Linked DNA regions of Homo sapiens: regions 2, 3 and 4 are each linked to region 1. The links are chromatin contacts, found by Hi-C in ENCODE. All regions are on one chromosome and are shown on one strand. The core of a region is the stretch at or near the end of the contact, and the rest is flanking DNA. Distances in the headings are between cores, read along the strand shown.

Evidence for each region. A loop is a pair of places that touch in the nucleus more often than their neighbours do. Pooled maps may share reads with other maps.
Region 2: a pooled map shows a loop between it and region 1 (4-fold over the local background). The contact joins the enhancer-like site here to the promoter of NUDT15 in region 1. A Hi-C loop is called at or near these places in 5 of 50 pooled maps.
Region 3: a loop to region 1 is called in a pooled map, with 11 times the contacts of the local background. The contact joins the promoter of TPT1-AS1 here to the promoter of NUDT15 in region 1. A Hi-C loop is called at or near these places in 12 of 50 pooled maps.
Region 4: a loop to region 1 is called in a map of CD8-positive, alpha-beta T cell, with 8 times the contacts of the local background. The contact joins the promoter of DLEU2 here to the promoter of NUDT15 in region 1. A Hi-C loop is called at or near these places in 2 of 168 maps with a recorded cell type or tissue (CD8-positive, alpha-beta T cell and naive thymus-derived CD4-positive, alpha-beta T cell) and 7 of 50 pooled maps.

Annotation. Positions count from the first base shown.
Region 1 is chr13:48,036,154-48,039,439 of GRCh38, forward strand. It overlaps NUDT15 (nudix hydrolase 15), which reads left to right and starts at 1,573. Exons shown (of 3, transcript NM_018283.4): 1 at 1,573-1,751. The coding sequence starts at 1,594. LOC124903172 (a long non-coding RNA gene) reads right to left here and starts at 1,839. Exons shown (of 2, transcript XR_007063788.1): 1 at 1,453-1,839. RefSeq lists enhancers at 701-1,577, 1,578-2,453, 1,620-1,859, 1,910-2,069.
Region 2 is chr13:50,892,446-50,895,731 of GRCh38, forward strand. All of the region lies in intron 1 of RNASEH2B-AS1 (RNASEH2B antisense RNA 1), which reads right to left. Among named protein-coding and RNA genes, the nearest start is that of RNASEH2B, 16 kb to the right of the region's middle. RefSeq lists enhancers at 1,131-1,670, 1,141-1,290. Within about 2 kb of position 1,251, at least 8 of the 41 ENCODE cell types and tissues checked have a DNase peak (open chromatin) inside an H3K27ac peak, as active enhancers do.
Region 3 is chr13:45,339,566-45,342,851 of GRCh38, forward strand. It overlaps TPT1-AS1 (TPT1 antisense RNA 1), which reads left to right and starts at 1,780. Exons shown (of 11, transcript NR_024458.1): 1 at 1,780-1,822. TPT1 (tumor protein, translationally-controlled 1) reads right to left here and starts at 1,618. Exons shown (of 6, transcript NM_003295.4): 1 at 1,477-1,618; 2 at 1,147-1,220; 3 at 429-619; 4 at 1-37. The coding sequence starts at 1,504. LOC124903169 (a long non-coding RNA gene) reads left to right here and starts at 1,869. Exons shown (of 2, transcript XR_007063781.1): 1 at 1,869-2,065. RefSeq lists enhancers at 688-1,477, 3,057-3,286 and silencers at 1,375-1,444, 1,525-1,634, 1,795-1,994.
Region 4 is chr13:50,123,720-50,127,005 of GRCh38, forward strand. It overlaps DLEU2 (deleted in lymphocytic leukemia 2), which reads right to left and starts at 1,822. Exons shown (of 14, transcript NR_152566.1): 1 at 1,583-1,822. The region is part of intron 2 of DLEU1 (deleted in lymphocytic leukemia 1); the gene reads left to right. RefSeq lists silencers at 285-794, 875-1,384, 1,705-1,914, 1,945-2,274 and an enhancer at 1,943-2,653.

The DNA of each region.
Region 1 (3,286 bases), core at 323-2,822:
TTCCAATAGAACACAGTCTGGGTTCTAATCTCTACTTCTTGCGAGGACACCAGTCATAACATTAGAATAGGGCCTACCCTAGTGGCTTCATTTTAACTTGATCCTGTCTCCAAATGCTGAGGTACTGGGGGATAGGACTTCGACATAGGAATTTTGAGGGGACACAATTCAGCTCAAAACAGTCATTAAATATGATGTTAGCTGTAGGTCTTTGTAGATGCCATATATCATGTTAAAGTTTCATTTTATTTCTAGTTTGCTCAGAGATTTTGTGGAGTTTTTTTAATCACAACTGAGTATCGGATTTTATTAATTTTTTTCTGCATCTATTGAGATGATTATATGTATTTCCTTTCTCCCTCTGTTAATATGCTGAATTACATTGGCTTTTCAAATATTAAGCCAACCTAGTATTTCTGGGATTAATCTCATTGTTCAATATATTATCCTTTTTATATACTACCATTTTTTGAGAAGATATTGTAAGTACCTTTGTAATGAATGTGAATGTTGATAGTGAGGAGAGATGCTGTGAAAAGCTTAATACCCATTTAGTATAACATGGAGAGTAAGCATATTACTTAGAAATAAGTAGGCAAATATCAGAAATACAGTTCAAAGAGTTAAAAGTGATTGTTTCTGAAAGTAGGAGGGTCAGGTTGCTCTTGTTGCGGTTTTTGCACCATTTTACTTCTTAAAATTATAGCTATAGGTCAGGCGCAGTGGTTCACGCCTGTTATCCCAGCACTCTGGTAGGCCCAAGTGGAAGGACTGCTTGAGGACAGGAGTTGGAGATCAGCCTCGACAAAAGACCGACAGCCCACCTCCACAAAAAAAAAAAAAAGAAAGAAAATTAGCTAGCTTGGTGAAAATTAAAATAAAATAAAATTACCAGTATGTGCACATTACTTTGGTAGAAGTAAAAATAATGAGAAAGAGAGAAAACCCTCCCAGTAACTAGTCATTTGTTTTTATGATTCAGCTGGTTTGTATTTTGCATGGTGCATGGTGTGCAAACATCTGAAAATGTCTGTTTTCCACTGTTTGTAACTAACTCTTCCCAGCATGATTTATCAATTAGCCTTTATTTCCTCCCATGACTTATGAATATACCTTAAGCATAGTTGTTTATAATGGGATGTTTCTAAACGACCTATCCTTATCCTGGTACCACGCTGATTTGAGCTACAGGGCAAATGGGTGCACCATGGTGGGCGAGGTCATTCACGGAAAAAAGAATGTGCAGTGGTGCCGAGGTTGGTAAGAGCAGGCGGCTTGTACATGTAAATGCATGGTTTGCAGGAATCTGGGAGTGGATAGGCTGACGGGTGATGAATATTCAAAGCACAACTGTAAGCGACTTTAGTTACAGCGAAACTCTAAGGCACGCTGCCCTTCGGAAGGAAACACGGCATTCCCCAACCTGATAGCCCTCCGCGACGCATTACGCACCGCGGACAGCTGGAGAGGCCGAGGCGCTCTCGCTTTGATTTCGGCGCCTCCGCCCTCGCGGGGAGAGATTGGCTGCGGCCGCGGGACGGGGTAGTGAGCGCGTCACTTCCTGCCGCTGCCAGGCGCGTCCTCCCGCGCGCTATGACGGCCAGCGCACAGCCGCGCGGGCGGCGGCCAGGAGTCGGAGTCGGAGTCGTGGTGACCAGCTGCAAGCATCCGCGTTGCGTCCTCCTGGGGAAGAGGAAAGGCTCGGTTGGAGCTGGCAGTTTCCAACTCCCTGGAGGTCATCTGGAGTTCGGGTGAGCAGCCGCGGACGCGAGGAAACCGGGGCGTGCGCAGAGGGACGAACTCACGCCGTGCTTGCTTCCGTGTGCCGTGCGTGAGAACGTCCGCGCTGACGCTGCGTCCTTTCTTGCGCGTTCCCTCGGTTCCTCCCCTCGACTTCTGGGCGACGTAGGATCGCGCCCAGGAGGGGGCGCTGTGCTGGGTCAGGCGAGGTCTTTGCTAGCTGGGTCTTTCCGGCTGCGCCCCTGCTGGGTGGTGGTTGGGAGTTCGTCTGTGAGGTGTGTTTCTCACAGCTTACACACAAAAGGAGGAAAGCAGGTGTGTGTAAACCTCCAGCAGCCCGATATTGTCAGCTAAGACATTGCACCGTTTCCATGTGATTGATTGATTGATCGATTGATTGATTTGAGACTGTGTCTCGCTCTGTAGCCCAGGCCAGAGTGCAGTGGTGCTATCTCCAGTCACTGCAACCTCCGCCTCCTGGGTTCAAGCGATTTTTGTGTCTCAGCCTCCTGGTAGCTGGGATTACAGGCGCCCGCTACCACGCCGTGCTAATTTTTGTATTTTTAGTAGAGACGGGGTTTCGCCATGTTGGCCAGGCTGGTCTCGAACTCCTGACCTCAGGTGATCCACCCGTGAGGTCAATGACCATAGCCAACATTGAGCTCTAATGGGCTTTTTGTTAAAGGCTGGATAATATGCCAAGCTCTTTGCATGTATACTTTCATTTGATCTTTACATAACTGGCATACTCAGTGGGCTAAATTTGATGGGAGAACAAACAGGAAATGGTTTTATTTTCTCCTTCCACTGCCTTCAAACATGATTTTTTCTTTCCCTCTTCAGTGACGTTTCCTGCAAATTCTATAGTTTTCTTGTCACTTGGTTATAAAAATAAATCACATTTGGGTCAGTATGATTCACTTCCAAGCATTTAAAAGTCCAATCCAATTTAAACCTTCAGTGTCACTTCCAGTTTCTAATCCCTCCCCTGCAGTGCATAAAGGAGGTGTGAGCCATTGTTCTGCTTTTCTGTATCCTCCTCCTCTTCTCACCTGGCTGTCTCTGAGTTTCCTTCTTTCTCCAGTGTGTTGGAGGAGGAGAGAGAGCAAGCCATTCAGGTGACTGATGCTGCTCTGATCCATCCATTGGTGTCCTCTGGGCATGATATCCACATGTGTGCTTTCTCAGGGTATGTTTGTCAGTTGTTGGGAAGTCCCACAGAGATTTTCCTGACATAGGTGACGGGCTTTCTGTGATGCTGGCCCACCTCCTAGCTCTTGCTTTTAGCACATCACCCCACATTTTCTTTCTACTGGGATCTCCTATTTGATTACCCAGCAGTCTCTTGTGGCATCTGCTTGGCCCAAAGGAAACACACAATGGGAATGATATTTCCACTGCTGCCCTTTTTCCTTGCTCTACCTCTGTATTCATCTGCATCTGGAAACTCCGAGGGACACATTTCAGATTTACCCAAGAGCTTTCACCCTTGTAGCACACCTTTTCTGATGCACTGGGGTAGGCCTGTGAGTTTCTGCAGCTCAGG
Region 2 (3,286 bases), core at 1-2,500, 2.9 Mb after region 1:
CTCACTCTGTGAAAGAAATGAGAGTAAAGGAAGGGAAAGAAAATTAAGGAAGGCAGAAGTGAACATGGAAGAGAAAAACAATAAGAAAGAGGAAATAGAAGGGCCATGGTTTTGAAATACAACGCCTGGAAAACAGAAAATGAAAACAGAATAAAGGAATGAAATTGTAAAAGCTATGAAACAAAGTAATGAGAGAAATAAAATCTTAACTCTGAAAAAAATAGATGTGATTTATGACAAATATCAGGAAAGTGACTCAAGAGCATCCTGAAATCTCCTTGATAGTACCGAAGGGAGACCTGGGCTTCTTATGATCACTGACATCTGTAAAATAAGAATGGTAGCTGTAAATTTTGAAACGATGAAAAATAACCTTGTAGCAGGAATCAAAGGGAGAGTTTGATCTAATGTTGGCCAGAATGAGTCAAATACATTCACTTCGCTAAAGTGCTCTGCGTTGGTCAGCCGATTTTTCTTTTTTTTTTTTTTTAAAGTAAAATCTTTTTTTATTATTATTATACTTTAAGTTTTAGGGTACATGTGCACAATGTGCAGGTGAGTTACATATGTATACATGTGCCATGCTGGTGTGCTGCACCCATTAACTCGTCATTTAGCATTTTTCAGATTCTACGAGACCATTCAAATTCCAGCTCTGCTTGATATTCTCTCTCTTTGTAGTGTTGAGACAAAAGCCTTACAAATGTTTGTGTAGAGAAATCAGTGATGTTAAAAAAAGCAATCACTTGTATGAAAAATTCCAAAGACAGCACTAACATGAAATGATGAAAATGCCAAAGATATGAAAAATAAAGACAACTGTTACAAGACGTAACGGCTCTGAGTGTTTGCTTTTATGTGACAGATGTTTTTAACCAAAGCTCAACACTGGCAGTTTGAGTACACTTCTGATTTTAATTTGTGTTCTATCCCCTTTTCGTATTGATGTCTACTCACATCTGTGAAGGCTCTGTAACCTGAATTTGACAGGGGAAAGTGAACAGACTGCTTTTGGAGTGCTTCCATTAAGTCCACATAACAGACTGTTAACAAAAATCTTAAATAGCTATTCTAATCATCAACAGCAATCTTACACAAATTAAATTAGGCCCAAAGGGCCCGATTAACTTTAAAATGCCTTACAGGCATGAAACATAAATTTAACTTATTTTCCCCCTTTGGAGTAGAAAGAGAGTTGTTCAGTGTGACTCAGATGCACAGTTTAAAAAAAAAAAAAGTATGCATGCTGTGAAGACATGGAGACAGGGTTTCATTTTCTTTTTCAGGAAACCACACTTACAGGCATTGAAATTCAGTTAGGCCACAGCCATGCTCCCTGTTTACATGCAAAGTAGATGCATTAAGGTTTTCAAGGTTTTAAAGTAGATGCATTAAGGTAGAGTTTTTGCAGATGGCACAGCTACTCTAATCAGCTCAAGGAAGTCCTATTGCTAAAGAAAGGAGACATATATCAACATGCATTAACATTAAAATGATGCCTTCAGAAGAGGTAAAAGTTGAACTAGAATTTCTGTAGTTCAAACCCACCTATCAAGAAATGGGTTAGATTCATGATTTAAAATTATACCACAAATCAAAGAAAAAATACTTTTTTAAGTGTCTGCTCTTCTTTATTTTAGCCAAATCTCTAGAGGTCTGTCCAAATATATTTCTTGAATTTTCTTGAACTAGCCAGCAGGTTCATCACTTGTGGATTTGCTGTAGTCTCCAATCCTCACAAGTGTTTGATAGCTTTTCTTAGGCAACTTCCTTCCAGCTGCATGGAACATGTAATTTCGGCCCAAGTCAATAGCAGTGAATGAGAAACCCAGATGCCAGGGAAAGGCAGCCTCCCAATAGATAGAAAACACCTGAAACTGGTGATCAGCAGCTTCCGGATAAGATCTCAGGAGTTGGGCCAGTGGGTTCAAGCATGCACACTAAGAGGCAAAATGGCAGAGTTTGACTGGTATATGACCTTCTAGGAGCAATCAACTGGTAAGAGAAGAGTGCTTCAAGTAAGCATGTGTACAACTCCAGTAAACACACTGCGCATGCGGCCCCTCCCAAGCACTAGCACACAAGTGGTCAGCCCACCCCAAGGGAAGAATCAGGGGAGAGGGGACCCAAGACCCTGTAAGTATGTCAGCATATAAAACTCAAAGTCAAAAGGTCAAACTGTGTACTTGATCTCCCAAGTTGCTTGCTTGGCCCTCTTCCAAGTGTACTTTACTCCCTTTCATTCCTGCTCTAAAGCTTTTTAATACACTTTCACCACTGCTCTAAAACTTGCCTCAGTCTCTCACTCTGCCTTATGCCCCTGAGCCAAATTCTTTCTTCTGAGAAGGTAAGAATTGTTGCTGCAGACCTATACAGATTCACCGCCAGTAACACTTTCAGCTCTTACAAGACCATTATAGACACCCGTGCTTGTCAACAACCTCCTGCTCTGATAACCTCAACATAAATTTATTTCATCAAACAGCAGATGCTCTCTTGTCCCACCAGCCCAGACACCAGTGGGTGAGAGTCATGGAAGGTGTTCATTTTCTGCAAAATATTCATTAGTACTTTAGAGAACCAAAGTAATTTTCAGAAAACTACCTATTTTCCAAATACCTCAGAGGAAACTGACCATATCTGGATCACTGGTGATAGAACCTAATTAGGTGAAGCCAATGGCAGTCTTCCATCCCCTGAGATTAGTACAGGGATGGGCACCATAATCCGAGATGAAATAAGCAGAATAAAAACAAGGACTCATATTTCATGTTACATTGTATACCAGGAAGTATATATCCCCCATGGCCACTGGCAGCCATATTGCGAGCACAAGGAGAACCAGTCTTAGGATGAAACTAATGCTGCCCTACCTTTGAAATCCAGTTATGTAGATAAATGTTCTTATTGCATACACAAGCTTGAGTCAGGTATTTTGATTCCTCGTAGGTGAAACTACTTAATTAATTTAAGTGGTCTTATGAGTAATTTGTACTCCAATGTCTCTGAAATTTTCCTAGAATTTAACTACTAATCCCAGGGACTGGGCCAGAAGAAGCTCTAAGTAGTAAACAATATAACTCAATGTTGTCCTCTTTTTCCAGTGCTAGAGCACTGTGGTTGACCCAAGGGTGTGAGCTTCTTTTAGTGGGTTATTCTCCCAAGATAATTCTATCATTATGCAACTAGACTTTTCCTACCCACCTGAAAAATAGGCCCTGTTATACCCTACGATGTCAAGCTAGGCTCATGCTGGAACTCCCAAAACATGAACAAATGTAGTTTT
Region 3 (3,286 bases), core at 530-3,029, 2.7 Mb before region 1:
TCTTTCTGGTCTCTGTTCTTCAAGTTTCCCTTTGATTCTAAAACAACATTTCATTAACAGGTTGAAGTATTGAATTTTCAGTAAAATCAATTTTTAAAGTAAAAAATATCCAAGCTTAAAAAAAGAAAACACTGAAAAAGGCAACCAGCTGTTAAGAAATTACTAGTTCACAGAAGGTATCTTTCAAGAATGTTTACATTTCTTGTTGACTATTTTCAAAATACTATTCTAATTCTAAACGGAAACAGACTGCAGGCTTCAGTATGCTCATATTATAGAAAAGCAACCACTCTTTTCCGTGAACTCATTAATAAAAAAGCAAGGACTTTCACAAAAGTATACCCACTGCGAAAGAACCTCAAAAGTTAGCCAATCTTTAAATCCTGTAAGATTCTAGACATCAGCTAGGTACTGCCAGTATCACTTACGATTTCATGTAATCTTTGATGTACTTCTTGTAGGCTTCTTTTGTGAAACTTGTTTCCTGCAGGTGATGGTTCATGACAATATCGACACCAGTGATTACTGTGCTTTCGGTACCTTCGCCCTCGGGGCCTTCAGCGGAGGCATTTCCACCAATGAGCGAGTCATCAATGTTACCTTCTGTCCTACTGACCATCTGCATTAAGAAAAAGCAGTATAATTGCAAAAGACACAAACGCATCCAAAGCACCTTCCACGCCAATAGTTCACGGATAAGAAGTATTCTTAGTTCTTGCTGAAAATAAAAAAAGCACCATTTTGGGAATAAAGTTGTGACCCGTGGATTTCTCAAAACGACCTAACTTAAAAGAGTTGTCTGTTGGCCGGAACAAAAAATGGGGTCATTAAAAAGTTGTTTCCAGTTGCGGGCATGTGATGCCTCCGGTTGGTAAGTGGGGACAGGACAAACACGAAAGGACTCCAGGCTCCTAAGCCGGAAGCATCATGTCCCGGACAACCCCGGGAGGAGGATGGGCGCCGAGGCGGCGGGCCTATTTCCAGGATCAGCTCCGCCTCCAGTTTTCTAGAAAAACCCAAGCCCGGAAAGAGCGTCTCCTCCGCCAGGAGGCGGCGGGGAGGATTGCACAACCTCAGGCGGGGGAGCGGAGGAAACCCGAGCCCGCTCGGCCCGGACTCCCCCACGCGCAGGCCCGACCGACTCACCTTCCCCTCCACCTCCAGGCACAACCCGTCCGCGATCTCCCGGATCTTGTAGATGTCGGAGAACATCTCATCGTCTGCCGGATACACAGAGCCGCCCATCACCGTGCGCCTGGCGCCGCCATTTCCCGCATTTCCCGCGCCGGCGGCCGCACGCGGGATCTGCCCCTCCGTAGCACACCAGAGCTGGGCGCGAGCCCCGGGCACCGACCCCTCCGCGCTCGGCTAAGACCGCCGGCGTCCCCTAGGCCCGCGACGGCTGCGCCTTCCCCGCCCCCACCCGCACCCCAGACCCCCGTGTGCGGCAGTAAGGATAGTGCAGTGAGGACTCACGGCTGATGAGGTCCCGGTAGATAATCATGATGGCGACTGAAGGGAGACGACGACGGCGCTAGCTTAGCACGAGCCTGAAACTCGGAGCGAGCGCGGTGCAGCCGGAGCGGCGCTCGGGGGGAGGGGGGAGCGGGCGGAAAAGGCCGACTCAGCCGCTCCCCAACCTCATATAGAGGGCACGTCCCTCTACGTCATCGCCCGCTGCGCCTCCGGAAGCGACGCAGGCGGTGACGTGGCACGAAGAGCCGCGCGGGGGCGGGGCCACAGCGGGGGCGAGTCGGGGAGGTGAGCATCCGGGGACTTGAGGCGGAGACACAAGGCTCCGTTCCACTGGGCACGCCAGCGGGTAGGGGTGGGGGCGGGGAGGTGCGCGCGCAGCGTGGGAGGAGGCCAACTCTCGGGGCGCTCCCTAGCCCTGGGTGGGTGGAGCGGGGGAAGCGGAGTACGTTGGACCCGGCTCCGCCCTACCCCACGGGGCCGCCTGGAGAGGTGCTGGGAGCTGGGTGGAGCTTAGAGGAATTAAACTTTGGCCCTGCGCCTCGTCCAGCCTAGGTTCCACCCTTTTCTGGGAACGTGAGTATCAACCAAGGTAGGAGAACGTCGCATTTAGGGAGGGTCAGGCCCTCTGGCCTGGGGTAGATCTCGGGACTGCCCGAGGGCCTCTGACAACTTTTCAGCATCTGCCCCAGGGCTGCCCCAGCTGGAGTTTTTGGGACGCTTTTGTGGGGGCACCGCTGAGTCCGGATAGTGGGACCCAAGTCGTCCTGCTCGGCCCCTGGGGAATAATCGTGTGGGGCGCAAGGTCTGTGGGAAGGGACTTGGAGAGGAGGGAAGATGTCACGGGAGTCTGCACAGGGTTTCCATGTGTTCCAATTTTGTCCCATAATTGAAAGCTTGTGGCATTCTGTGGCGGACGGCTACGGAGCTAGCTCTTCCCTTTACTATTTCGCACTTGGTCTTGGAAAAGTATGTTGTCGCTTTAAGATGAAGTTGAAATTTTATCCCTGGTGCTAGAGGGTCACACAAAGGGAGTTTCCCACCTGCCCCACCTGTTTTTTGAAGGACTTTACACCCAATTACTAAGTATTAAAACAAAACAGGTCCTGCATGGTAGCTCATGCCTGTAATCCCAGAACTTTGGGAGGCAACTACTGAAACCCTGTCTCTACACACACACACACACACACAAATTAAAAATTAATTGGGTGCGGTGGTGCCTGCCTGTAATCCCAGCTATTAGGGAGGCTGAGCTGGGAGGATCGCTTGAGCCCGGGAGTTGGAGGTTACACTGAGCTATGATTGCACCACTGCGCTCCAGCCTGAATGACAGAGCAAGACCTTGGCTCAATAGCAAAACAAAACTTCCGTATTTAGTCACATCGTCACATCTTTGGCATAAGGCAAAGATACATGCCAGTATGAAGTCTGAAAGCTTGTTCTATTTCGCAAATATTTTGTGCTTTGTATCCCTTAGAACTAGGATTTGCACCAAGATTCCAATTGTGAACAAGTTCGATCCAGTCCTACTTATAGAAGTGTTCATTCTGGTAAATCAAAGTATCAGACAATTATAATACATTAACAATTGTTCATAAATCCAATAATATAGCATTCAGCAGAGTAAGAATGCAACCCTTGGGAAAGAGCAGGACACAGGATGGCAATTGGAATGATGGAAAAGTCAAAATGCAAGAGCCAAGAAATTAACCCCTTTAAGAAGATGGGGGGACTGGGCGTGGTGGCTCACACGTGTGATCCCGACACGCGCCTGTAATCCCGGCTACTCGGGAGGCTGAGGCAGGAGGATCGC
Region 4 (3,286 bases), core at 572-3,071, 2.1 Mb after region 1:
TTTTGAGACGAACTGTTGTAACTAGTCTCCTGGCGAGGCCTGCTATGTCTTATACCACAGGCTCTAACTGCCAAATCTTTTTCAGAAGTCTTTCAGTTGTTGCCTCCAAACGGAGCTCTTTGCAGTCCTCGGGCGGACGAATGGACGGATTCGAGCGAAGCTTATTTCCCTTCTCCTAACGCATCTACCTATAAATAGCGCTCACCGCGCTGAGTCACCAAAACCCCGAGTTTCCCCAAATAGCGCGTAACGACTGCTGGGATCGCGTCCCTCGGGGCTCTGTGACAGACTCCAACCACACACCCGCTGGGCTGGACTGCGGGCCCACACGGCCCAGCGGGTCTCTCACCACCCGGCGCCCCAGGGACGCGGGCGAGGCCGCGGTGTCCGGACCGAGTCGACAGCGTCGGACTTCCCGCGCGCGGACGGCGCTCTGGGGAAGGAGGAGCCGGCGGGCGGCTGGACCTGGCCTTGACTGCGCGGGGTCCGCCCCCGCCCCCTCGGGAGCGCAGAGTTGCGGGGGGCCGGCACCAGCCTCCGCCCTGCGCCGCCCGCTCACACAATGGGACGCGTCGGGAGGGGGCGGCCGCGGCTCCCATTCCGGTCCCAGGGCGGGGACTCCGGGCGGCGGGAGAAGCAGTCGGGCTGGGGCCAGAAGGAAAACCCCTCTCTCCCTCTGCCCACTCAAACTGCGAAAGGGCTCCAGCCGGCGGTGCCAGGGGCTGGGGAGCAGCTGGGGAGGGAGCGGAAGTGCCACCCCCTGCAGTCAAGGGTGGTGACGTCACCCCTGCAGCCAGCCTGTAGCGGGGGTGTCTGTACATCACATGACCCGGCCCCCCTCTCCCCGCCGAAGCCCGCGCGCGCGCTCTCTCCCCCAGCCCCGACTCCCACCTCTCCCCCGCCCCCTCTCCCCAACTTTCGCCCTCCCCGCTCCGGCACCGCTGTCAACAGCGCCAGCTCCGCCCCCTCCCCGCGCCCTGTGGAACCGCCACGGCGGCGCGGCGGGCGCTCGCGCTCAGGTCCGAGGCTCCGAGAAGCGAGCGTGCCCCGGTTCCACCCTGCCCCCCAGCTCAGTGCTTGCTGGCTGCGTGGGCACCAGAGCCAGGGGGCACGGCGGCGTGCAGCGACAGCGCTTCTCTGCTCCATCCTCCCACAGCAGTTAGAGGACGAAGCTGAGGCGCCGGGTCCGAGCTCGGAGGGAGCGAGGCGCATGCAGCGGCCTCCGGGCCCTGACGCGTAGCCTCCGGGGGTCGGCCCACGGGCGAGAGAAGCAGCCGGGAGCCCCTCCTCGACCCCAGCAAGGCGGCCCGCGCCTCCGCTCTCCCTACCGCCCGGGTGGCGCACGCCAGTCCTCCGTCTTTGGCTGCGGCGCAGGCACCGGCCATACGACGAGGGGCCAGGCGGGGACCGCCTCCTTGAGCCCCCTCGGCCACCCCTGCCGTGTGGACTGCTGGGGTTGCAGATTTGCTGGCTGTTGCTGCAGCGCCTCGTTCTATTTTTCCTCTCAGTTCCCTTCTAAAAGTGGAGGCTCGGGGGAGGAAAAAGAAAGCCCACAGTGTTGAAAGGGGCGGTACGGACTGACCTGTCAACGGCGGAGGAGGAAGACCCCCGTTCGGGGCGAGCTCTCGAGCCCGCGCAGGGATCGGAGCTCTGGGCTCGCGCGGAAAGGCACGGCGGCAGCTGTGCCTCAGCCAGGTGTCCCCCCTCGGCGGGGCCCGCGCCGCCGCGCCCGCCCCCTCCCCCGGCGCAGCGCTCCCCGCCCCATCGCCGGGGACCAGGGAACCCCCCGGCTCGATTTTTTGTGCAGTTTCAGCAAAGCTCCGAGGAAGTTGGTCCTTTTGTTCCACTATTTATAGATTGCGTCAACATTGCGAAAAGGAGAAGGCGGAGCGGTGGCCCCTCCCCCTCCCCTCCCCCCGCCGGCTCCTGGGAGAGAAAAGCCCCAGCACACGACCTAAGTACACAGCGCGCCAGCCGCCCGCCCGCGGCCTTCTGCTCCCCGCTTCTTCCCCCTCCCAGCCGGGGCCCGAACGCTGCCAACCCCGTCACGTGCCCGCCCGGGAAAACCAGCTCCCCGGGGCTCCGCGCCGCCCGCCAGGCTTCGTGGCGGCGGCGGCGGCAGCGGCCTCACCCAGCTCGTGGGCTCGGGCCGCGGCTCAGGCGTCACGCATAGCGTGGGCACCCACGCCCTCGCCACCCGACGAGGATCTCGGGCTCCGCGACCTGTGGGAGTGCTGCGGGGCGTCCCGCACTTCCGCCCTCTCTCGTCTCCGGCTCCCCAGTCGCCGCCCCGCTCGCCGAGTGTGCGCGCATTCGGGCCTCGCCTCGGAGCCGGGAGGCTGTCCTGTCCCCAGGCCCCTCGCGCGGCCGCTCTTCCAGGCATTGCGGTGCTAGCCCCCTCTCCCGCGCACGACTGGGGAGGGCAGAGGTGTGAGGGATGCGGGGGTGGCTCGCAGCCGTTCGCGGGCAGGCGGGCGGAGCGCGGGAAGCGCGGTGCGGGCGTTCCATGGCGCACCCAGACGCTCTCCCTCCTCCGCAGGTGCAGCGGGGCGTTGCGCGAGCTCGAGTCCCCCTTCCCGGACAGCTAGGGAGAAGGGAGTTTGCAGACCGGAGCTACAGTTGGAAGAATATAGTTTTTGAGAAGTTACTGGAAGTTAGATGTGAGACAAAAACAGACGAACTTTCCTTCAAAGCCTTATGACGAAATGATAGGCCTTGCCATACCCTTGAAATGAAACTGAGCTCCCTACCGGCCTAAAGCCGCTGTTCCTGAGCTTCATGTAAACAAGGAGGGCGGTAAACACCAGAGGAAGGCCTTACAACAATACCAAGTGCAAGTAGCTCATTTGAGTGTTATTTATCTTAGCAGCTTCCCTGAGTGATTTATGTATATTGCAGTTTAACTTTACAGGGTGGGAATAAAATAATTTGGCTTCTCAGCTCACTGGCGGAAGAAACTAGAGCTGAGCTGGGACGAGGGCAAGAAGCGCGTCGCACCTTTCCTGGCAGCTGAACAGTGTGATGAACAGTCTGGAAGGGTTATGTTATTACTTAAGGGGTTTGGGGAAACCGTTCCCGCGCACAGACCCTCATTCGGGCCAACTGCAGGCCGTGGGGGACTCTTCAAGGACTCGCGCAACCCGAGCCGAGCTTCCTGGCTGGGCACTGGGCTCAGCCAGTGCTGAGAGCGCTTTCGCTGGGCCAGTCAAGACAGCAATAAGTTTGCCTCTATTTGGGAAACCTTTCCAGGCTTGCCTGCCCTCTTTTAAGAGGGAGACTAGGTGGT